Regions from separate parts of the Homo sapiens genome. Here region 2 is linked to region 1. Evidence: chromatin loops called from intact Hi-C (ENCODE). Cell type or tissue: GM12878. All regions are shown on one strand. Each heading gives the region's core, and the rest is flanking DNA. Links, peaks and the distances in the headings are about the cores only.

Region 1 (12,210 bases), core at 362-8,361:
CCTGACCTTAGCCTGGTTTCTGAGAACTTGGATTTTCTCTCATTCTCTTGATTCAAATCTCTACCTGAGAGCAGCTCCGTCCCTCCAGAACCCATTCTTGGTACTCTTGTCACTCTCAGTTGCTGCTCAGGGCTGGAGTCCTCTCTGCTTCCAAAATTTCACGCTGATGGCTATAGCCTTGTAACCCACTGTTGTCCCAGGTGCCTTCTCACCTGCTGCTTATCCTCCTGGATTTCAGAGAATCACTACTCCTGGAGTCTTCTTTGTTGAGTGCTGAATTCTGCCCCTCTTAGCATATGTCTGGTTGGGCCCAAGTGCTATATGCTCATCTGTTTTTTTGTCTATTACTGTCTTAATCTGTTTTGTGCTTTTATAACAGAATACCACAGACTGGGTAACTTATAATGAACAGAAATTTATTGGCTCATAATTCCAGAGCCTGGGAAGTCCAAATCAAGTCATCTGGTGAGTGTCTTCTTGCTGTGTCATTGCAAAGTAGAAGGTATCACGTGGCAGAAGGCATCATATGGTGGAAGGGAAAAAAGAGAATGAACCCATTCCCTTGAGCCTGTTTTTCAGAGGCATTAATCAATTCATGTGAGCCGAGCCCCCATGATTAAAGACGTTACTTCAGGCCCTACCTCCCTACAGTGTTGCACTGGGGGTTAAATTTTAACATGACTTTTGGAAGAGACAAACATTCAAACCACAGCAGTTATTGAACTATGCAGATTCCAGACACCTAAACTTTCCTGCTGGAGTAGACTTCCTCCTTGCACCTGCAGCTAGACAGATGAAGCCTGCCACTCCCACGGTTCCCTTTGTGTCTTTGTGAGGGAGTCTTCTTGCAGATCATCCTGGTAGACCTTGGGGGAAAGTGCTTGGTTTGGGAGGTGCAACATCCCATAATTACCCCTGCAATGTCTAAACCTTCACAGAACAAAGAATCATCACTAATGTTTCACAATGCACAAGGCTCCTTTGTATGCACTCAAGGTTCATGTTTTATCTTATTTTACCCCTGCTGTTTGGAGAGTGAGGTCCCATGGGGATTTTGAAAGCAACACAAGTTGTTCCTGTCTCCAATAAGTGTTTGAATGAAGTAACAGGTGTGCATAAATAAATATAGTTAGAAAAAGTTAATATCTTCTCACTGAGACATGTGCTTATGTTTGGTTAAGGTCTCTGTTTTCATCCTCATCATCTCTTTGTGGCTCTAAACAATTCTCTTGCATTTGAAAACATTACCTGCTTGCTAATAAATGTTTTTATTTAGGACAGAATTCATTCTGAGCCTTGCTCCTGGGGTAACTTGGATTGAGATAGCAGGGGAGTGGGTGAGTTTCCACTCTTATCTGATGGTGGCAGCTGATAGTAACCAAAAGGAACTTTGTGGTTGTGCATGACCAAATTGTCTTAGGTCAGTTTCAACACCTGGGCAGTAGGAAGCGCACATGCATAAATAAGCAGTGAGAATTTGCTACATATTTTAATAGAGGGACCCAGGGAAAGCTAACCTCACACATAATGTGTCTCGCAAACCCCTTGAAACCTTCCCTGGGCTATGGCAGTGCCTCCCCTCTTCTTCCCTGGCCTTTCCCACAGCACCCAGCTCTGATCCTTGTTTCTACTTCATGCTATGGAAAATCTCTTTCCTTCCACAGAAAATATGGGAACAGCCCAAAGTCCAGGCTGGAAGCTCCCTTTGACTCTTTGAGAAGTGGGCTTCTCAAAGGCCCTTTTTCCTCAAAGAAATCCTCATGCCAGCAGCTACAAAGGTATTTCCTTGATAGTCTTTGCAATGACCATGAAAATACTGATCATTGGAAGGGAAACATGATGGTTCAAGGTTCTTGATAAAGAGTTAGGCATTGTAAATTCTGACCTCCTTGCATTTCCTCATGGTAGTTTTGGGGTGTTGTTCAGATGGATGGAGGGCTGTCAGGCTTGGTTTGCTTCCGGGTCTCTCTAGCCTTCTTATTGTGACAGCCAAAACCATACTCATGGTCCTTCCTGCTGGATTCTGGATGGCTCACCTCCATGGAGGTCCTCTCATTGCTCTGGTTCCAATCTTGTGCTCCAGTTCTGGCTGCTAGGCCTTTGCCTCACTTCCTGGGTCTTCTCTCTCTTCCTCATGGAAATCTGCTCATTCCCTAGTCTCTCTAGAATGGGCCCTGCCTTAGACCCAAAACCCTTTCCCCACCTATTTGGGGGCTGGCTTCCTGACTTAGTGGTTGTGACCCTGAGACATGACGGATGATAGATCTTTCTGATGAAAACTGTCTTCCCCAACCCACACACACACTGAGCTTACAAGGGCACCTTCTACTTCCCAATTTGATCTTGTACAATTGGGAGGTTCTTTTTGGTTAATAAAAGCAGCCACCATTGTAGTAGGTGTTTAGGGCCAGCTCCTCCTCACAGCCTCACTGCAGGTTACCATAAAAGCAAGTCTCAGACTGAATTCTTCCCCCCAAAACAGACATTTATTAGCAAGCAGGCTCACATCAGTCACCTCCTGAGTGTGATAAAGTCCAGCATCTCTGTTCTTTAGGAGGTTCCAACGAGATCTTGCATGAAAGAGAGGTTCAGTTAAGGCAAATATCACAACAGTCTAGTAGTAGGATTGGTGAACCATCTAGTCAGACTGAGGTTGGCCCGCATTCTCCTGAACCAGAAGCTGACACAAATGTCGTGGGTGACATTCCTAAGTAGGGAGGAAGAAAGGCCCATTAGATTCGAATGGCCTGTTCATGTAAGTTTGTGGAGTTTCTTGCTGTGGAGTTTCATGCTTCACTGATGAAAACTCATGTCCATGTTCATTATATTAATGAACAAAACTGCTGGCACTAATCAGAGAAGAAGACAGCTGAAGCACTTGTGGGTGTCCGTCTGGGGTATGGCCTTCCGATTACACTCTAATTACCACCCTGGAGTTGTCTTGATTAGGGCAACTGGCTTCCTCTGGAGTGAAGATTTAAAAGGCTACACCCACACTTAGATTACATTTTCAGTGCCAATATATTTTTAAGTAAATTGCAGATATCATAGTACCAGGGTACTTCAGCCCCTATATTAACAGTAATGAACACATTTCTTTGGTTTACAACATGTTATTTCATGATTTCAGCTCCTTGCAAAGTAAGTCCCCTAAAGTATTTCTAAGCAGCCCCAGGCATCTTACAGAGACTGGCCAATAGTTCCATTTAGCACAGCCCTTGCTTCATCCCTTAACCACTTCCAGCTCCCTTTGCAATGGGCATTCATTGCTTGGCTTGCCTACAACAGCCTTCCCATTCTGGGGGAAAGCTGCTTTTTCACCAATCCAACCATCCCTGTGGTGTGAGGATGAACACACGATCTGCCTGGGCCAATCACAGTGGCCTCATCCCTTTGGCCAAAGCAATTGGCCAGGAATGGGCAAGTGGGCCCACAAAGCCAATCACGAGCCTTCTCTGGGATTTTTTTCCACCTGGAGCTGGTGAGGATGCTGATTCTCCTCCCTGCCATTGTTGGTTCAGAGCTGCCTGCAGGCATGGCTTTGACTTTGTGGGGACAGCTGGACTGAGAGAATGAGTCCAATATGCAGAGAGAATCAGAGACATAGGTTGTTATGGACTGAATGTTTGTGTCCCTCACCCCAAATTCATATGTTCAAGTCCTAACCTCCTATGTGATAGTATTTGGAAGGTGGGGACTTTGGGAGGTAATTGGGTTTAGATGAAGTCATGATGGGATTAGTGCCCTTAAAAGAAGAGGAAGAGGACACACTGAAACTCTCTCTTCAAGTGTGCACACACAAAGAATTGTCATAGGAACACATACTGAGATGCTGGCCATCTGCAAGCCAGGAAGGGGGACATCACTAGAACCAAATCCGTCTCCACCTTGATCTTGGACTTCCCAGCCTCCAGAGCTGTGAAATAGATGCCTATTGTTTAAGCCACCCTGTCTATAGTAACTTGTCATAGCAACCCAAGCTGACGAAGATGTAGGTGAAGAAAGAGGAAGTCCTGGCAATATTCAAATCTTCGAATCCAGTTGTCCTTGGGTTTAGCTGCACCTCTGTACTCTGTGTGATTTGGTTACACAGCCCACAGATTCCCTTTTTTGCTAAAGCTGGTTTGAGTTGAGTTTCTTTCTTTCTTTCTTTTTTTTTTTCTGAGACGGAGTCTCGCTCTGATGCCCAGGCTGGAGTGCAGTGGGGCTCACTGCAAGCCCTGCCTCCCTGGTTCACACTATTCTCCTGCCTCAGCCTCTGGAGTAGCTGGGACTACAGGCTCCTGCCACCACGCCTGGCTAATTTTTTGTATTTTTAGTAGAGACAGGGTTTCACCGTGTTAGCCGGGATGGTCTCCATCTCCTGACCTCGTGATCCAACCACCTCAGCCTCCCGAAGTGCTGGGATTACAGGCTTGAGCCACCGCGCCCAGCCTGAGTTGAGTTTCTGATGAATCCGTTCACTGTCAACAGTCAGTAGTTGCTTTACAGGAGCTTTCACTCCTTATTGAAGCCCTATGCCTGCTATCAAGGACCACAATCACCCACCCTGTCCTTCTGATGCTGCCCAACATGTCTGAATCCTGACCTGAGGATCATCTAGGCCAAAATGGAGACCCTAAGTGTTCCAGTGCAGTCTGCTTGTGGCCAGCTTACCTGGCAGATGTCCACTCACAGGGTTAGGAGAAGGTCCACAGTTCTGGACTTGCCGACAACTGGTTAATGCATACCACAGATCAGTTAAGGCCTATTAAGTGATTTTGGCTTTCTATTCTCAACACTGTCCCTGGTTTGGACTACAGATTATATTGCCAGCCAAGGTATCACAATGACCATATGCTTCAGGAATCATTTTTGCCTTCTGGGAAGAACTTTCCCGGGACCTGAAGCTGATCTCGTCCACTCAGTGTGGCCAGGTCCTGGGTCCTAGGTCCCCAGTTTCTCCCCATTCTTAGGCCGCCCACCATGTACCCTGTAACTGAACTGTGATCTCTGAGTGGCTTCAGGGCAGGTTGTGGGTCTGGCTGCTCTGTGCCCATTGGAGCATCCCTGCCTCACAGCTCATCTGCTGATGTATGATGCAGCTGACTCATCCCAAACTTGTGGCCTTGGCAAGTAGGACCCTCTCAATCCCTATCCGCACTTTCCACACAGAGGAAGCCAGACAGCATTGTGTATTGATGGTTTGTTTCCATCTCACTAATCAAGAGGCTGAAAGCAACAAACTCTTTTTTTTCCTCTATCTCAACTTTTATTTTAGGTTCTGAGGGTACACATGCAGATTTGTTAGATGGGTAAATTGAATGTTGCTGAGGTTTGGTGTACCAATGGTCCCATCACCAGCGATGGATATAGTCTGGAGGGCCAGACTCCAGGTTTCTTGTGGCTGAGGAATACACTCCTGTCTTGCTGAAGCCCTCCCTATGGAGTGAGCTCTGTGGACCAGCAGCTTGGGCATCGCACAGGAGCCCATTAGACATGCTGAACGTCAGGGCCAGCCCCAGGGCTTCTGAATCACGGTCTGCATTTTAACAAGATCCCCGGGTGATTTCTGTGTACAGGATGGTTTGAGAGGCACTGGTTTAAGCCACTATTTTTTTTTCCTGTTATTTGCAGCTGAACCCAATTCTTTCTTTCTTTCTTCTTCTTTTTTTCTATAGGGCTTTTAAAAAATGTTTCCTCACTGTTTTGACAATATCATGAAAAAAATTCAGTTTAGAATCTGGAACTGACCTGGATGAGATTCAGGGGCAGCTACATGGCAAGGGCGGCACAACCTCTTTGATTCCCTCCCCACGGTGGGAGCTAAGCTACTGGTAATGGAGGCGCCGACAGGCACCAAACCAGGAACTAAGTTAGTGTCTCAGGCAAGAAAGGGGAGGCGAGGCCGGAGCCACTGCGGGGACCCTCCTGGTTATAGTTAGTTGTCTCTCTCCCTCCCCACACTGGCGACATGAAGACAGGCAGGTGGGTCAGGTGTTCCAGGACAGAAAAATAACCAGCAGTCAGCCCTCAGGCTCACACCTGAGCTTCTGGTCAATCCCCTCGGCTGAACCCGCTTCTTGTGGATAGAGTAGATGATGTCCAGGTGGGGTCACTGAGAGAGTGGGGCTGGAGAAGGGATTTCTGAGCGGCTCACTCATGGGCACCCTCACCTCCCTTCCCTGCATGCAGGCCTGACTTTCTAGAAAACCCTCATTTCTAGAATGAGGGGTGTGGGAGCCTTGGCTAGAGCTGTTCTGGGGCCCAGGGTCTCAAAAAGCAAGGTTCCTGTCCCCTGTGATTGCCTTGCTCCGGACCCCTATGTCTCCAGCACCAAGAGTGTCAGGGTAGACGACGGTGTGGAGCTCAGTGGAGGCGGATAAGGGGGCTGTAGTCATTTTGAAACCTTACGGTATTATAAAATAGATCATCCTTCCTGGAAGCCATGGCCTTCTGTTTTTAAACACAGGCGTTTCTAGGCTGAATTTCTGGGGCCTCCTCTATGACTCAGACTTGATTGCCTAAGAGGGTCACAATCTTTGGTACAAAATTCCAAGAAGGGTCCCTCCCAGCACATGCACATCCACATCCACCCAGGTCTTGTACACCAGCACCTCTCAAACTTTAATGCCCAAATGTATCCTCTGGAGATTTTGGTGAAAGGCAGTCTGGCTTGTGGCCTAAGACTCTGTGTCTCATAAAGCCTCCTGGTGCTGCAGCAGCTGCTGCTGCTGCTCTGAGAACTACACTTTAAAAGGCAAGGTTGTAGACTCTCTACTAACAGCTAGTGGATATTTCTTAGTTACAGCCTCTCATCTTCAAAACCTGACCCCACAATTCCAGACACTCCAGTTAGAAAGGTCAAATTAATTGTCATTTGTTACAGGATCTCACCACGAGTGTGGCTTCTCTTGGACAGGTGAGGGTAGAAGTTTCTGTTTCTCTTTGTTTTGCTTTTATTAATAACCTACTACACACAGAACTTCATTTTAGATAAAATCCTGGCCAAGACATGAACAGGTGTGTAAGTAACTCTGTGGACAGTGGGATTTACTTTCATCTGGGTTCCTGGTGGTGAATGATATCTCCATGTTTAGAGAGCACCTCTCAGTTTGATGTGGCAGTTTTTTGCTGTGGTTATGACTTTCAACATACTTCCTGCTTTTCTTGCAAAACAGAGAAGACTCACTCCTCTGTGGGAGGCCACAGCCCAAATGATTGCTGGCTTCTTCAAGGGCTGGAGCAGGGCTTGCAGGGGATTGCTGGCCTTCAGTGTGTGAGGTCTTTGGCCTTTTTCTACGTGAACATCAAGGTTAATCTATGTGGACTTGGCCTTCTGTTGGAGCAAGTTATTGCAATGCTGTTGGAGGAGCATGAGGTTCTTAGCACTTCTTAGCTTCAGATATCAAGGGAGATTCTTGTCCAACAACAACAGAAAATAGAGCCCAGCCATTTTTGTCATCAAGATTGCCAGGGTCGCATGATCTCAATGGCAATGCTCACACTTGCTAGAAATTTGGATTCATAAGCTTTTGAGTTAAACAGGGTCTGAGAATCCTTAAAGCTAACTCCTCTCTGTTTCAGAGGTGCAAACTGCTAATGAGAAAGATGCCAATCTGGTTCTTATTCTTTTTTTTTTTTTTTTTTGAGATGGAGTCTTTGTTGTCCAGGCTGGAATGCAGTGGTGTGATCTCATCTCACTGCAACCTCCACCTCCTGGGTTCAAGTGATTCTCCTGCCTCAGCCTCTGGAGTAGTTGGGATTACAGGTGCCTGCCTCCACACCCAGCTAACTTTTGTATTTTTAATAGGACGGGGTTTTGTCATGTTGGCCAAGCTGGTCTCAAACTCCTGACTTCAAGTCATCTACCTGCCTTGGCCTCCCAAAGTTGGTTCTTATTCTTTTGTTGTTTATTTGTTTCTTGTTTCTCTCTGAGAGTGTTTAGGATCTCCTTAGATTGTTGGTGCTCTGAAATTCCAAGAGGTTATTTCTATGGATCACTCTTTGTTCATTGTGCTCAGTGCTTGGGGTCTTTCAATCCAAAGCTTATATCTTTCTTCAACTCCGGGAGATTTTTTTCAATTGTTTCTTTGATAATTTTCTGCTTTCTGTTTTCCTTCTTCTCCTTTTCTGAAATTCCTGCAATGTAAATGTTGAGCCACCTAAATTGACCCTATGTATTTTTTTTCTCCAATTACCCATTTTATTTTGGTCATTTTACTCTGTATTCTGCAAGTTCTTCTTGAATTTTTAATGTATTTTTTCTGTCTTTGACTTTTGGTTTCAAAAAAATTGAATGTATTATATTTGTGATAATAAAAAGTAAATATATTTTAAAAGGGATTTAGAACAAACTCTTGGTTTTCAACTGCTCCTTTTTAATAGAAGATTTTTTTTTTTTTTTTTTTTTTTGACAGAGTCTCGGTCTGTCACCAGGCTGGAGTGCAGTGGCGTGACCTGGGCTCACTGCAACTTTTGCCTCCCGGGTTCAAGCAATTCTCCTGCCTCAGCCTCCTGAGTAGCTGGGATTACAGGTGCCCACCACCATGCCCAGATAATTTTTGTATTTTTAGTAGAGACGAGGTTTCACCATGTTGGCCAGAATGGTCTCAATCTCTTGACCTCGTGATCCACCTGCCTTGGCCTCCCAAAGTGTGGGTTTTGTTTTACGGACGTATCATCTTGGTTCTCCAAGAGGATAATTAGAGTTTAAGGTTTTTACTTAGTTCTTTTTCCTTTCCTTGTTCTACCTCCTCCAAGTTCATTTGTTCTGTTGACTTATCTTGGTCCTTTTCTTTTCCTGAGTGAATGGTGTTTGTGGCAGCTCATTTCTATTTATGCATTCTAGGTTGGGTTGTTAAGTTGAAGTAAATGGGGGACTGGGGTCCTTCTGCGAATGAGAAGGTGTGACTGTGAGCTCTCTGGCTGTGGAAGGGGGTGCTGATGGGTAAATCTTGCTTTCTTCTGTGAGAGTGGGAGAAGTCAAACCAATTCAAGGAGACCCCTGCTCTAAGATGTTACTCCCATGTTGGAAGCCTCAGCCCCTTCCAGTCAGCTTTTATTTGCTTTTTAAAAAGATTATTTCTCAAGGGTGCAAGGGTGGTAAGGGATAAAAGACTAAACACTGGGCACAGTGTACTGCTTGGGTGACAGGTGCAGCAAAATCTCAGAAATTACTACTAAAGAATCTATCCCTGTAACCACCTGTTCCCCGAAAACTATTGAAATAAAATAAAAATAAAAAAGGATTATTTTTCCAGCTTTTAAGGTAAAAGCTGCCATTTTCTGCCCATGGGATTAGGGAGAGGTGGGATGGTGAAGGCCAGTTTCCACAGCAGTTTAGGTCCAGTCATTCCATCAATCACTTCCTTTTATGCTCACCCTGGTCTTTGTACTTTCCAACCTCCAGAGGCTCTAACGTGAAGGACATCACCCCCTGCCACTGCCCTCACCAATAACTTCCACTTTTATTGCAACCCCAAAATGTGTTCTGAGCATCTAGGAAGCTAGAAATCAGCCTTCCTCATCAACTTCCTTAAAATTGGGGATTTAAGTAATACTTTTTAGAATCTGTCCACTCAGCTTCCAGGCCACATCCCTCTGACCCAGCTCCACCCCATTTCCATCCTTATTGTTTCTGGGGGAAGCCACTTGATGATGCCAAGTATTTTCCAGTTCTGCTTTTGACCGCACTTTGCAAAGTAGTGTATGGTATGATGCTTGTTCCTTCCTTGGTTTGGAAGACTTTTGCCTGTTTTCTCAAAAACAAATGAACAAAAATCTCTGGTGTTTTTTGGATTTGGTGGGAGGGAGAATTTTGAATCTGCTTCAAGTCCCACATCTTTCTCTGCCACCTCACACGATTAATATCAAGAAGCACAGACAACTCTCATTTATTTCCCACTTTCAGTGAAAAAGAAAAAGCACCAACCTTGCTTGTTTTGGTTCCATTTTGGTTTGTTCTGTTTGTTTTTAATAGCTGTTCACATGAATGTATTAACCTGGATGGGATCTTGATTTGACCTAGAGTCATACTAGGTGGCTGAGAGGACACTAGTCAGCTTCCTCTCAACTATGAGATGACCTAGTGGTCAGCCTTCAGGGTCTGGATTTTCCTCAGGAGGGTCCTTGCTAAAAGTGGCAGAGTCCATTTTCAGTCCAAGACAGAATGAGATGAAAGAGAGAATCAAGGATGTGGACCTGATTGCCTGGAGACCTGTGTTCTAGTCCCACCTGGCCTTCTTATCAACTGTGCAGGCTGGGGCAAGTGGTAGCCTCTCCCCAGCTTCATTTTCCTCCTCTGTAAAATAGTTGGGTGGGTCCTGATGTCTCCCAGATCGCTTTTACTTTCTAAAACTCCATGATTCCTTATAAAGTAGGCTTCTAAAGAGCAAGTAAGGGCAGGAGAGGATGTGAAGGGGAAGAATAATTAATATCCACATTCAGCCCTAATTTGGTTAGTATGGTTTCATTAATAATGGAAATAACAACAATTGCCATTGATGAAGACTATTTATGTTTCTGTTTCAGAAACAATATCTGCTCTTGGAGTCACTGCCACCAAGGGAATAACTTTACCTGGAATATGGACTGGGAGCTCAAGCCAAAAGCATGGACAAGGGAGTCCCAGATTACAGGATACTATTATGACTTTTGCATAAATATAAACTCCTATTAGATAAATTGATAAGATGTGCTCTGGTTAGCTATTGCTGTGTAACAAACCACCCCAAACAGTGGTTTAAAGCAATGACATTCTAGGGTTGGCTGGGCTCAGCCAGGTGGTTCTTATGTGGTCTATCATTAAGGTGCAAAAAGATAGTGGCTGGGTTAGGGCCATTCTGAAGAGTTATTCACTCACAGGTCTAGAACCTGGGCTGAAGGACTCAAACAGCTGGAGGATCTATCTATCTATCTATCTATCTATCTATCTATCTATCTATCTATCATCTTCTATCTATCTATCTATCATTATCTTTCAATCTCCTCCATATGATCTCTCCCCAAAGTGGCTCCAGGGTAACCAGACTTCTTACATGACAGCTGGAGCCTTGGAGTAAGTTTCCTAAAGAGACACTGGTAGAAGCTGCATGATCTTTTCTAATCTGACTTCAGAAGTCACACTTCTACTACATTCTGTTCATTAATGCAGCCACAAGGGCCCGCCCAAGTTCAAGAGGTGAGGATACTGACTCTGTCTCTTAATGTGCAGAGTGTCAAATAATTTACAAGCACGTTTCAAAAACCACCAGAAGTTGCAAGAATGAATCAGTTAGTGTTGATGAATATCAATATAATATAGTTACAAAATGAATTATTGCAAGATTTAAAATTTGCAAACTCTGATAGTCACCTAGTGACCATCTCACCAAGCATTTCTAGAGGTGCCCACCACTTGATTTCCAGCCTAGGTGCTGCCCTGGCCTAAGCAGAGACCCCAGTTATACATTGGAGTAGGCAATGGAGAGTCAAGATGACCTGATTCTGTCATGCTGAGTCATATGACCTTTGATATATCACTTTAACTTACTGGGCCTCATGTTTCTCCTGCATAGTGGAGATACTAGCCTTGCCTTACCTATGTTGAAGAATTGTGATGAGACTCAAATAAGAATGTACTTTATAACTGCAAAGTGTTCTACAAAGGAAGAGAATGCTCCCTCCTGTTTCTTGCCTCTTCTGAACACTGGTGAAGCCATGAGGCCTTAAGAACCTTGTCACATTAAAGGTTAACCCTCCAGGAATCTTCTGTTACACATTTCTTCCCAATAGCCCTGGGTTCTCATGGTGTCCACTGGCGCCTATTTACTGGGTTCTTCTGGGAGGGATGGAGTGTTTGGCTTTTCCCCACGTGGCTTGACTGCTGGCAATCACCTCTGTGTGCTTTTTTTTTTTTTTTTTTTTTTTTTTTTTTATGGAGTCTTGCTCTGTAGTCCAGGCTGGAGTGCAGTGGCATGATCTCAGCTCACTGCAACCTCTGCCGCCTGGGTCCCGGTTCAAGCAATTCTGCCTCAGCCTCCTGAGTAGCTGGGATTACAGGCACGTGCCACCATGCCCAGCTAATTTTTGTATTTTTAATAGAGACAGGGTTTCACCATGTTGGCCAGGCTGGTCTTGAACTCTTGATCTCGTGATCTGCTTGCCTCAGCTGCCAAAGTGCTGCGATTATAGGCATGAGCCACCGCGCCTGGCCCTGTGTGCTCTTTATTATGGGATGGCTTTTCCAGT
Region 2 (12,210 bases), core at 2,435-10,434, 200 kb after region 1:
ACACCATCGGCCCCTGTGTAGGATTCTTCATGTGACAGCTACTCCTTCAGATGCAATTTGGCCATCCAGCCATTTGCCCTGCCCCTGGCCCAGGGTAGTCCCTACTTCCTCCGGTCACCTATTGATTCATATGTGTCAGTTATGACACCTTAGACGTTGCTCAGTGACCTTGGGTGAGGCGAGCAGCAATGGAATAATAAGCACCCACCTGTTTCTGAGCTGCGTCTTGGTCCCACCCATGTTCACAGCCTCCATGACCTTGAGGCTGTGTGGCTCTTCTGCAGAAAGCACGGCACACAGGATCCCCAGTTGAGGCAGTGTGCAAACAACAGAGAAAGGATTAGTGAGATGTGGATGGGGCAGGCATCCACGTCTTCTCTATTCCAGAAAGAAGGCTGATATCACAGAGCAAGGGGGAGTCCCAGGGAACTGGCAAAGCAACTGTGACACATCCCAGGAGTGAGTGGGCTTGGGGGCTTGCTGGGGCAGGGAGTTGTAGACTCTCAAAAAGCAGAGGGGGAGATGAATCATGTAGATAACTCAAAACCTGCAAGAAGGAAATTACTTTAAGTACTTAAACTCAAAGGTTGTTAGTTTCAATCCTTCTACAGAAGCCAAGACAAAAAGGTGAAAGAACAGGTGAGGAGAAGGGGATTTCAACACAGGAATTGAAACTGAGACATCCTGGGGCTGCGAGAGGGGCAGAGGTTTTCTTCTCTTTAATTGTCCATGATCCTAGCTCCAATTCCTGAAACTGAAGAATCAGGTTAGTTTTTGTGATTTTCTGATAGCTTCCATGGTGCCCACCAAACACTTAGAACCAGCGTCCATGGACACAGTATTGAATTAAGCATTATGGCATGCACAGAGGATGTGAAACAATTGGAAGGCAATGAACAGCAGTGCCATGGTTTGATGTAGGGCTTCCTTATTCACAGTGAAGTTCATGGACTAACAGCATCCATACCCTCTGGGAGCTTTTCAGAAAGGCTGAATCTCAAGCCCCACCCCAGAGCTACTGATCAGAATCTGCATTTTTAGCAAGACTCCCAGATGATTTGTAGGCAGGTTAAAGTTTTAGAAATGCTTATATAGGCAATAAGGCAGACAGAAGAGACTGCCTGAAGTGGAGGCTGAGGCAATGTGCAAACAACAGAGAAGGGGCTGAAATTGGGGCTGCTACAGAAAGCTTCATGGACAAGTGGAGACTGGGCCAACACACAGGGCCTTTCTTTCCTTTACTCATGTGACCTTCCTACTGGGGGAATATGTGTTTGGTTACAAGTAATACACTGCCTCTCCAGCAAGGTGTCCAGGGATGTTACTTTTGCTTTCAGGAAACCCATGAAAAGGAAATTTCAACTCCTGTAATCAGGAAAGAAAGGAATAGCTCATGTGCTAAGAATGGCCTTCGTCCCTTAGCAAGGAACTGCTCTCTGAGTGCAGAAAGAGAGATTGAATGCCTACCCGAGCCAGACACTCCCCGGCTTTCTCTCCCCACTCGAAACACTGCTTACTGGACTGTGCCTCAGCTTGTCACCACCGACTCCCAGTGAGGAGTGCTCTATTTTAAAATTGCCCTTTGAGGCAGGGTCAGTGGCTCACTCCTATAATCCCAGCACTCTGGGAGGCCGAGGTGGGTGGATCACCTGAGGTCAGGAGTTCGAGATCAGCCTGGTTAACATGGTGAAACCCCATCTCCACTAGAAATACAAAAACTAGCCAGGTGTGGTGGCAGGTGCCTGTAATCCCAGCTACTCGGGAGGCTGAGGCAGGAGAATCACTTGAACCCAGGAGGCGGAGGTTGCAGTGAGCCAAAATGGCACCCCTGCACTCCAGCCTGGGCAACAGAGACTCCGTCTCAAAAAATAAATAAAAAATAAAATAAAATTGCCCTTCGAAGCTGTCTTTACTCCATGGATCTTCAAAAGGACGTTCATTACATTGCACTGGTAGTTGCCATCCTGTTCTCCAGGACACACTAATTAATGACTGCTACAGAAAAACAGGACAAGAGGAAGAAGAAGTCAAAGATGGTCTTCTGTGCTCCAGAAGCTCTGGAAGATGTGAGACTTGCAGAGCCTTTGATACACCAGTGTGGGACTCTAAGCTTATTTAAGCACTTTTTTCAAGATGTAAAAGACTTCAGGACAGGCTTCATCGCTTCTGTGTCTTCTCAAAGAAAACCCATTTTCTCTGAGACATTTTTCTCCTTGAATCCTGTACCAAGAATGACTGTGAATCTACTGGGGAACTACCTTGCCTGATCTTCTGAGTCTAAAAAATCAGAACATATGGCCGGGCACGGAGCTCACGCCTGCACTTTGGGAGGACAAGGCAGACAGATCACGAGGTCAAGAGATGAAGACCATCCTAGCCAACATGGGGAAACCCGGCCTCTACTAAAAATACAAAAATTAGCTGGGAGTTGTGGCGCATGCCTATAGTCCCAGCTACTTGGGAGGCTGAGGCAGGAGAATCACTTGAACCTGGCAGGCAAAGGTTGCAGTGATCTGAGATCACACCACTGCACTCTAGCCTGGTAACAAAGCGAGACTCCACCTCAAAACAAACAAACAAACAACATAAAAAAGAATCAGAACATAGATGTGTTCTGCTCTTTGCTCTGGTTGCTGGACAGCTGACAGCCACGTTGTTGTAGGGCATACAGCAATTCTGAACCTTGGAGCACACCCCTGGTGGCCTGGATCTGGTGTCCACTTGTTTTCTTCCATTTCTCATCTATTTATTTTCAGTGTTTTTCATGGCATATCTCTTATTTGTATGTCACATTGCATCTTTTTTCAAATGAAAACTGAGAGGCTAACTGCCTTGCCCAAGCTCACACAGCTTATCAGTGAGGAATACAAGATTCAGAGCCTAAGCTCTCCCATGCCCCCTCCCTAGTCTTGAGTAAGGCCCATGAAAGACTTGGCTGTGCGCACAACACTGGGAATTGGTAGGAAGTGACCATTATTGGACAGCAGTGATTTGACCTAATCATTTCCTCTTCTTATGCTTGTTTCTTGCTGGCTTGCCTTCTCCACACCCACCCTATAGTGCCCCTTCCTTACTCTCCAAAACTCTTCATCAACTCCCCAAATCCAAGACCTATAATCTATGACTGACAGCTCCAGCTTCTAAATAACCAGGTATATAGGAACAATGCCCCAATAGCCATAGCAACAGGGGTGGGTGGCATTCCAGTATATTGCATCTGTCACAGCCCCCATTTCCACCCGCCATCCCCACATACAGTAGAACCCCAGCCACAGGAACTCAACTGAATATGGCCTTGCTAACTCACACACAAACCCCAGCAGCTGCATCCATCTCTTTGAAATGAGGCTTTCATGCTGTGGCTGCCACATGGGCTCCAGATGGCATTCCAAGCAGGAAGAAAAAAACTAGGAGGAGGAAGGGACAACAACAATATCAGGAAGGGAAAATTTCCCAGGAATCCTCAGCAGACTTCTACTTAGGTCTCATTGGCCAGGACTGTGCACCTGGCCACCCCTAGCTGCAAAGGAGGCTGTCTTGAGTACAATCATGGCCAGAGAAAGGAGGAGAGATGGGTTTTGGGTAATCTGCCACACCAGAGAGGCCACCCTAAATCCCTGGGTTGAGTATAAGGTGCAGAAAACAGGCAGCAGAAGGGGAGCACCAGGGTCAAATAGATGAAGATGGTCATTTAAAGGGATGCAGTGGTCATTATGTGGCATCCCTAGACTCCCCTCTGGCACTGAAGGGCTCATCTTCCCAGTGCTTGGAGTTCTGCTAACATACCCCAAGCTCTCAGCCTTCTTTGGGAATCATGTTGGCTGAAAAGAGTCACCTTGCCCAAAGTCATGCCCCTGTCCAGGGGCAAGGGCGGCCCTCATCCATTGCCTCATCCCTGCATAATTTTGCAGGCCCATCCTAGCCCCAGAGTGCCATGTGGGGTAGGCTGAGGTTTTGAGACTGCGTGGCCTCCCCCTCTCTTTTCCCACATCCTCTCCTCCCCTTCCCTTCCTCCCACGGCCCTAGAGCGCTCCTGATAAGCATCCAGCAGGGTGATCTCCCTAAGCCACAGCCTGCACCAAAGAACAAACCACTCTTTTTTTCTAGTTAAACCTCACTGGCATCTGCTGAGTGCTGGGTGTGTTTGAGGCACTGAGCCAGGTGCTGGGAGTGGAGGGAATGGGTGATCCAAACATGAGTAAGATCAGTTCCCACCTTCTAGAATCTCACAGCCCAGTGCATGGAACTGGGAAAACACGTGACTCCGAGACAAGACAACAGATAGTAAGATAAATACAAAGTGTGATGGCTACTCAAAGGAGGAAGACGTTATAAATGTTTTGATAGGAAGTGGAGAGAGATTAGGAAATCTGGAGATGCTGCACATGGGAGGGAGACTTTGACAGGCCTCTGAAGGATGGCTGGGTAGAGCCCATGGCAGACAGCACTCCAGGCAGGACCGGCCTAAGCAAAAGCGCAGAGGGCTCAGCATGGGCCATGTCCAGATGGCAACACAGATCCAGTTTGGCCACAATGGGAAGTGAAACAGAGCACAAGTTAAGAACATGAGCTTCCAAGTCAGACAGTGCTGTGCTCAACTCGCAGCTCTGCCCTCTCTAAGAGAGGGATGTCAGCAGGTAACTTAACCTCCAACAGCCATGGTTTTCTTATCTGTAAATCAGGAATTGCAACACCCCCCTCTGCCCCAGGGGTCATTGTGGGGACTGAATAGTGGAAATATTAAACTACTACATGAACTCTTCGAGGAGCAGGAGGCTCCGTTGACACCCTAGTTTTTATTATACAAGCAGAAATATTAAGGCTACTTCTGCAGCCACTGGTTCTCAAAGTCAGATCCCTGATCAGCAGCATCCCATTACCTGCGAGCCTGCTAGGAATGCAGAATCTCAGGCCCCAACCCCAACCCAGACCTGCTGAATCAGAAATTCTGGGTGCGGCATCCAGCAGTGTATATTAATGAAGGGAGCTGAGGCACATGAAAACCTGAAAACCTCTGGGTTAAGCCAACAGAGGAATTTATTTTAAGGGTACAGGAGCTCTTCATGGAATTCAAAGACAGGTGCAGCAGGGCCTCAAAAAAGGGCGGCTGACAGAGATGGGAGACTGGGGCAACAAGGATCTCCTTCTGCTTCTCTCATCTCAACTTATCTTTTAACCTCTGCCTCTCTCTTCCTGTGGCTGCGAATAAGCTTTCTTTATGTCTTACTTCCACCAGCTGAGGGTTTCTATCGTAAAGGGTGAAATCTGAGAGGCTGAAATCTGTTTGTCTCCACTCCAGGTCACCCTGGAAGCCGCTCATTGGCCCAGATGGAGTTCGGTGCCTCTACCTGGGCCGCTTAATGTGGTTTAGAGGCTGAGACACTTAGTCTGAGTATAGGTGCTCTTGCCCAAACCAAATGGATGAAAGTGAGGTGCCGATTCAATGGGGTCTCCTATGCTAGGAACACCAGCCAGTCAGGTGCTGGAGAAAGAGATCAAGTTGAGACTGTGGAATTTAGGAGACTGTGGCTTTGAGACTAGTTCCATAGAACAGTGGTTCTCAAAGTGTGATCCCCAGACCAGCAGTCTCAGCCACATGATGTCAGAAGTGCAGTCTTGGCCCCAACCTACCCCAGAGCTACTAAACCAGAAACTCTCTTGGTGGCCTTGTCAATCCTTGCTTTAACAAGGACAAGTTAGAGAACCACTGTCAGGGAGGGCACAGAAAGAGGTAAAAAAAAAAAAAAAACTTTTAAATGAGAGAGACACATCATTTCTGTAGCCTCGTCCGTCTTTCACTCCATTTTCTTAGAATCATAATGAAACAGGCAAACGAGACATCAGAGGAAAACACATCCAGGGTGATGGCTCCCCCTTCTTTTCTTTCCTTAGTGCACAGTGCACATAGTAAAAGACAACTTCCCAAATTATGCAGGCTGTTAGAGCTGGAATAGAGCCTGATCTTCCCTCTTTACTTTTGGGGAAACCAAGGTCCTGAGGGATAGCATTTCAGAACCAGTGTCTCATTTACTGGCAGAGAAGGGACTGAATCTCAGGCCCCCTAACTTCAAGCAGTCATGATTTAAAAATGGAACTTGTCTAAGTCAAAGAGAAAAGTAACTGAGAAAGTAGATTCAAAGGCAGTCATACAAGACCTGCATAGAAAATTAAAAGCAATGCAGCCCTGGCCAGTGGAGTTAGCATCTACAGTGTCATTTTGTGGAATCCCAAACCGAATTATCAATCCCCGACATCCATGGTCAAGCCTTAAATTCCATCGTTATGATGACTAAGAGCTTTTTTCACTCACCACAAACCAGGTAAACCTAAACCACTGCCACCTCAAAATTAGAACATCCAAGGCTTTAACAAGAAAGGAAAAGAGAGGAGAGGAAGGAGACATCTTGTAGAGACATAACAAAAGAAAAAGACAGCTCATAAGTTCTTATATTGAAGTAGATCTGCCAAGTATCCAACAAGGGAAAAACAGCTAGAACATTGCACAGAGTTGTGAAAATCACCTACTTTAAAGTCTGAGCTTTGTAAAACTGCAAAAAGAGAGATACTCTTGGCAGTTAGTGTGTCAGCCTTAATAAAAGGAAGTGGCAAGTCTAGCCTGTGTCAGGGTGGATTAGCATGGCCTGTGTGGGATGCAAAAAGGACAGCAGACGACAAAAAAAAAAAAAAAAAAAAACATGAATATTACAAGGATTAAAAAAGAGGAACCAGACTGAACCAAAACGAAGAGATCTTTCTTTGGTCTTAGCTATGGGTTTTACCAAGATGTGGATGAGGAGGGGTGGGTATGGCTGGTTGTGCAGGTTGCCCTAAACAGTTGCACTGGCACTCTTGCCAGTGGGATAGGTGCAGAACTAAGTCCATCTGGTGCTCTGCTCATCAATCCATGCTCAGACCAGCCCGAGGGGACGGGGTGGTGAATGTTCCTAATCTTCCAAGGCCAGCAACAGGCTGAGGTTATAAGTGACAGAATCACCTAGCTGGCTTGCTTTTGATACTTGTTCTTTGATAGATGTATGTTCAAATTAACTGTTGGCAACCTGTACATTTCAAAGAATGACTTCGAGTCTTTTCAACTAATTTTCTTATTTTCTTCATAAACTTCCAAACTCAGGATATCCAATCAACCCTTTAGAGTCAATGGCTTGGTGCCTAGACAGAGCAAAATGAGAATCTCCCTTTCACAGAATGACACGAAGGAACAGATTCCCTCTTACAAAGAAGCACCAATTACAGGATAATCCCTTTTTTCTGGAGCCAGATTCAAACTCAAATTATTATTATTTTGTTTAATTTCATTGCTTGTTTCTGAAAATGCTTTTTTTGTGGGGGTGGGGATCCTTAGGGATTTTGCTGTTCTGGTTCGGGGTTTGCTTTCCTACTGCCTTTCATGATACCTCCATGCTTGCTGTGACTAGGATCCGTCAAGCACCCTTTACTTTTAGAAATTCTTCCCAAACACTCAAAATTACAGAAGCAGAAATAGCAGTGTCCTCCTCTCTCCAACAAGGAACAGGAAAGAAACTTGCCTGAAAAGGAGAAGCTGGTTTCCAATAAGTACAAACTAGAAGAGATGACTTGTTTGCTGTTTGGAAATTTGGAACCTTCGCAACTAGACTGTTTGTGGCAGTGAGGCTGGTGCCACCCATGTGCTTAGCATCAATAGTGTGGCCTGGGGCTACGTCTACGACCTGACCACTTAACACCATCGCGACTGCTACTGTCCTCGTCCAAGCCACCATCACAGGTGGGGCTTGCTTCCCTCCTCTGCCCTTCCTGTAATAGGCTATGCTCAGTGCAGCAGCCAGAGATCCTGTTAAAACATCCATCCCTCCACTACCCAGAGCCCTCTACTAGCTCCCCAGCTGGTTCCCAGTAAAGGGAAAAGCCCTTCCCATGGCCTGCTAGGCCCCACAAGACCTGGCTCCCAACCCCCTGCTCTGCCTTGGGTCCCACCACCACACTCCCCCTCACTTCCTCTGCTCCAGCCACACCCTGGCTCTCTTGCTGTTTCTTTCTTTCTCTCTTTCTTTTTTTTTTTTTTTTTTTAGAGGGAGTTTCACTCTTGTTGCCCAGGCTAGAGTGCAATGGCAAGATCTTGGCTCACTGCAACCTCTGCCTCCCGGGTTCAAGCAATTCTCCCTGCCTCAGCCTCCCAAGTAGCTGGAATTACAGGCGTGTGCCACCACGCCCGGACAATTTTTGTATTTTTAGTAGAGACAAGGTTTCACCATGTTGGCCAGGCTGGTCTTGAACTCCTGACCTCAGGTGATCCACCCACCTCAGCCTCCCAAAGTGCTGGGATTACAAGCGTGAGCCACCGAGCCCGGCACCCTTGTTGTTTCTTTGTGCCCATGTATAGAAATTTCTCTAGGCCGGATGTATACCTAAAAATAGAAGCGCTGATCAGGGCATCTCTACATTTTATAGATATGCCAAATTTCTTACAAATGGGTTTGTAATTTAAATTTCTACCCACATCGTGGGAGATGGTAGCTTTTGTCACGTTCTCTCCAATACTTGGCTTTATCACATATTTTAATTTTTACTAATCAGATGTGTGGGAAATGTGAACCCAACACAGGTTCAATCTACATTTTATTGATTATAATGAAAGTTGAGCTTATTTTCATGTTTATTGGTTATTTATATTTCCTATTCTGGAAATCTGCTGGGAAAGAGAGGAAACTGAGATAATGCGATTTCTTTAAAAGTTTATTCAGTTTTTCTATTTCTCATGAGTTGATTTTGGAAATGCATAATCTTCTAGAAAGTTATTCATTTCATCCAAATTTCCAAATGAATTGGCGTAAAGTTACTCCCTCTGTTCTCTCCTGAGGCCTACCCTCTATCCCATTTAGCTATCTTTTGTTGTTGCTTTAATATTACTTATTTGTACCTTTTCTCATTTCTTTTCATCACTCTTGTTAAAGGTGAGTTAATTAAGACTGAATAGCCTCAGATTAGGCTACTCACAGAGTTATGAAAAGAAGTTGCAGTTTTCAGAATCTTAGATTTCAGAAGAGTAAATGGCAAACTATGGATCCATGTTTTCATTTTCATTTAGTTTTAAATATTTTGTAACTTTTGTTCTGCTTTCATTTTAACTCATAAGTCCTTTAGAAATTTACTTATTATTTTATTTTATTATTATTATTATTTTTGAGATGGAGTCTCGCTCTGTCGCCCAGGCTGGAGTGTGGTAGTGTGATCTTGGCTCACTGCAACCTGCACCTCCCAGGTTGAAGTGATTCTCCTGCCTCAGCCTCCCGAGTAGCTGGGATTACAGGCACCCACCACCACACCCAGCTAATTTTTGTATTTTTAGTAGAGACAGGGTTTCACCATGTTGCCCAGGCTGGTCTCCAGCTCCTGACCTCAAGTGATCCACCTGCCTCGCCCTCCCAAAATGCTGGAATTACAGGTGTGAGCCACCACACCTGGCCAGAAACTTATTTTTAGCTTCCAAACACATGTTCTTCTGCTTTTTGCAATCTATATGAAGGTGATTTTTAATCTAATAAACTGGTCAGAAAGTGTGGTCTGTATGATACAGTTACTTGCAAACTTGCTAATAAGTCTAGTATAAATGTACACATGGTCAGCTTTTCTGTAAGTTCTGTGTCTTCTCTGTTTCATAACATCTGAGCTGGCAGGCCATGAATGGGCTATGAGTATGTTGTAGCGTATTGATTTATTCAGCCCTAGGACAGCTGGGCAATGCCTTATCATGAGCGCCATAGTCTGGGGTTCCTCAGAGGGCAGCCCTGGCTCAGGAAGCTCACCCCGGGTGGCAGGCACAAGAGGCTTATTCAGCCTTTGCTGCTCTATGGTATGTGCTAAGCCCAGGGATGACATCCACATCACCAGCCAGTTACAGAGCCCTTGACTGCCAATCCAGAACAAGGGGTCTGTCAAATCGCAGGAGGAGTTTGTCCATGTTACAGGTGTCCAGGAACCCGGAGCACAGCCCAGGTCTCCAGTAGAGTTGGGGGCTAGGGAGGCTCAGTCAGGGCTCCTGGAAGATATAGCTCCTGGCGGCAGCACCCATTCTCTGTTTTACATATTTTGGTCACTTCCCTCCATTGTGGCTGTTGTGCCCTTTTAGTGGCATCCCGACCATTTGCAGGGTGACCATTCTAACAATATATGCATGATTTGTGAAGTAGCACTGCATCATGTTAAAAACCCTACATGTGAAACATTTGATACCTTTGATATTTGTCTGTATTTCAAATTTCAAGATATTTCAACATTATATTTTCTAATGAAAGACAACTATTAGATCCTTCAAATATCATTTCAACTGTTGCAAACTTTTGAATGATTCTAAACATTTTGCTTTCATTTTTGTCACTTACTTATTTGAATAAAGCTTCTCATTGATCACGATTATCACGAATTTGAAATTATTAACAGGAAAAATCTTGATTTGAAATGTGCTTAGCAATTTTAAGTGTAAAATATGATAAAGCCTTATGTCTGTGGGAGCAACCTCATTTCTGATGTAAAAATTGGAAAATATTTTATTTGTAAAATTTTTGAAAAGTCAGTATTTAACATTTTATAATGCTGAGAATTTTGTATTTCTTCTTGTTATATTAACAAAATGAAAATTACCTTCTTGGCAGATTGTTTCTTTAATGTTATGTAGTTTTTCTCTTTCTCAAATTAAACCTTTTGCCTTAAATTCTATTTGATGTTACTCTTCAGCATGATTTTGGTGAATTTTTTTTCTAGAATACCTCTCCATCCCTTTATTTTCAGTCTTCCTATGTGCTTTTGTTATAGGAGCTCTTGTATAAGCAGTGTCTGAAAGTCTACATCCTTAAGAAATTATGTTATTCCATTACTTTTTAACTTTTTTTTGATTACGGATATAATCAGACTCGCTTTAGCTAATCTGTTTTGTTTTCTGTTGACCAACTTTTTCCTTTCTTAAATCTCTTCCCTTGTCTTTAGTCTGCTTTTCCCCCTGGAATTTATACAGTGTAGTCAATTCTCTTTGAAGTTACTCTTATTTTTCTTTGTTTTAAAAAACATCCATCTTGAATTACAGGTTTTTCTAACAGATTCTAAAGTTTTTCAATATTTCTATTTTTCTTCTCAACGCGACATAAATTTTTGCACACTTTGCTCAATGAGCATTACCTCCCTACTATCTAGTCATTGCTGCCCTGAGGTTTAGGGGATTTTGTTTAGGTGGTTTTCTTTTACATTTCTAAACAACGTAAGTTTTCTTCCATCAGCAGTTAAATTTACCAATCTATTTTTATCAGTTTCTGTCCTTACAGCCATTTCTTGTATGTCATGATTTTCTTCTAGGTTCACTTTTCTTCTTGTGGAAGCACATTTTAAAAATAGTTCTTTTAATGAGTGCCTGTAAAGAGTAAAATCCCTTAATCCTTGTATGTCTTAAGATGTCTTTCATTTGTCTTCACTCTTGAATAACAATTTAGCAGGGTGTAAAATTCTATGTTGATAGTCATTTTCCTTGAACACCTTGTCATCTGGCATAAAACCAATCTTTTCTCGATGATGTCTTTCAAGGGATTCTCTACATCATTAATGTGCTACAATTTCACAATAATATATCTAGGCATATGTTGAATAGAACATTCATGTCCTCCAATTCTAGAATAATTATTAGTTATTAATTTTTCCGATGTTAGTTTTCACTGATCCCCTTCTCTCTTATTTTTTGAAACACCACGCAAATGTCAGTCTCTCAATCTATTCTCTAGTCTCTTATTAGTTCTCCCACATAAAATATCTTTGCTCCTTTGAGCTATGTCCTGGGTGGGTTTCTCCATATTAATTTCCAATTCATGGATTTTCTTTGTGTGTAGTTTGGAGAGCATTATTTTCCATTTTGATGACAATAATCTTAATTTCTAAGATTTTACTATTTTTGATTTGTTCTTTTTCATATACTCCTTCTTTTTGTGTCATTTCTTCCCATATTATTTTGTAGTCATTGCTCTATTTTAGTATCAAGTAATTCCTTCATTTGTTTCTCCAGAATAACAAAATACAGTAATTTTAAAGTCTTTTTTCAATTAATTCATCATTAATTTCATCTGGAGTAAATCTGAATCAGGATGATTCTGGACACAACTATCACAAAAGCTAACCAAAATTAATAGATTAAACAAAAAGGGGAGTTATTGTTTCACATAACAAAACATCCTG

Evidence for each region. A loop is a pair of places that touch in the nucleus more often than their neighbours do. Peaks named below come from ENCODE experiments on the same cell type or tissue, not always from the same donor. Only the 100,000 strongest peaks of a DNase experiment are listed, where the experiment ranks them.
Region 2: it touches region 1 in a loop (3-fold over the local background); 4 of 110 quality-filtered maps call a loop at or near these places.

The regions. Positions count from the first base shown.
Region 1 is chr3:46,091,476-46,103,685 of GRCh38, forward strand. No RefSeq gene overlaps it. Among named protein-coding and RNA genes, the nearest start is that of XCR1, 70 kb to the left of the region's middle. RefSeq lists an enhancer at 6,165-6,274. In GM12878, for the core only: no CTCF peak of the experiment used is centred there; DNase peaks (open chromatin) are centred at 1,426, 4,046, 6,516 and 7,116; H3K4me3 peaks cover 1,760 bases; H3K27ac peaks cover 7,566 bases.
Region 2 is chr3:46,293,703-46,305,912 of GRCh38, forward strand. No RefSeq gene overlaps it. Among named protein-coding and RNA genes, the nearest start is that of CCR2, 54 kb to the right of the region's middle. In GM12878, for the core only: no CTCF peak of the experiment used is centred there; a DNase peak (open chromatin) is centred at 5,709; H3K4me3 peaks cover 385 bases; H3K27ac peaks cover 2,662 bases.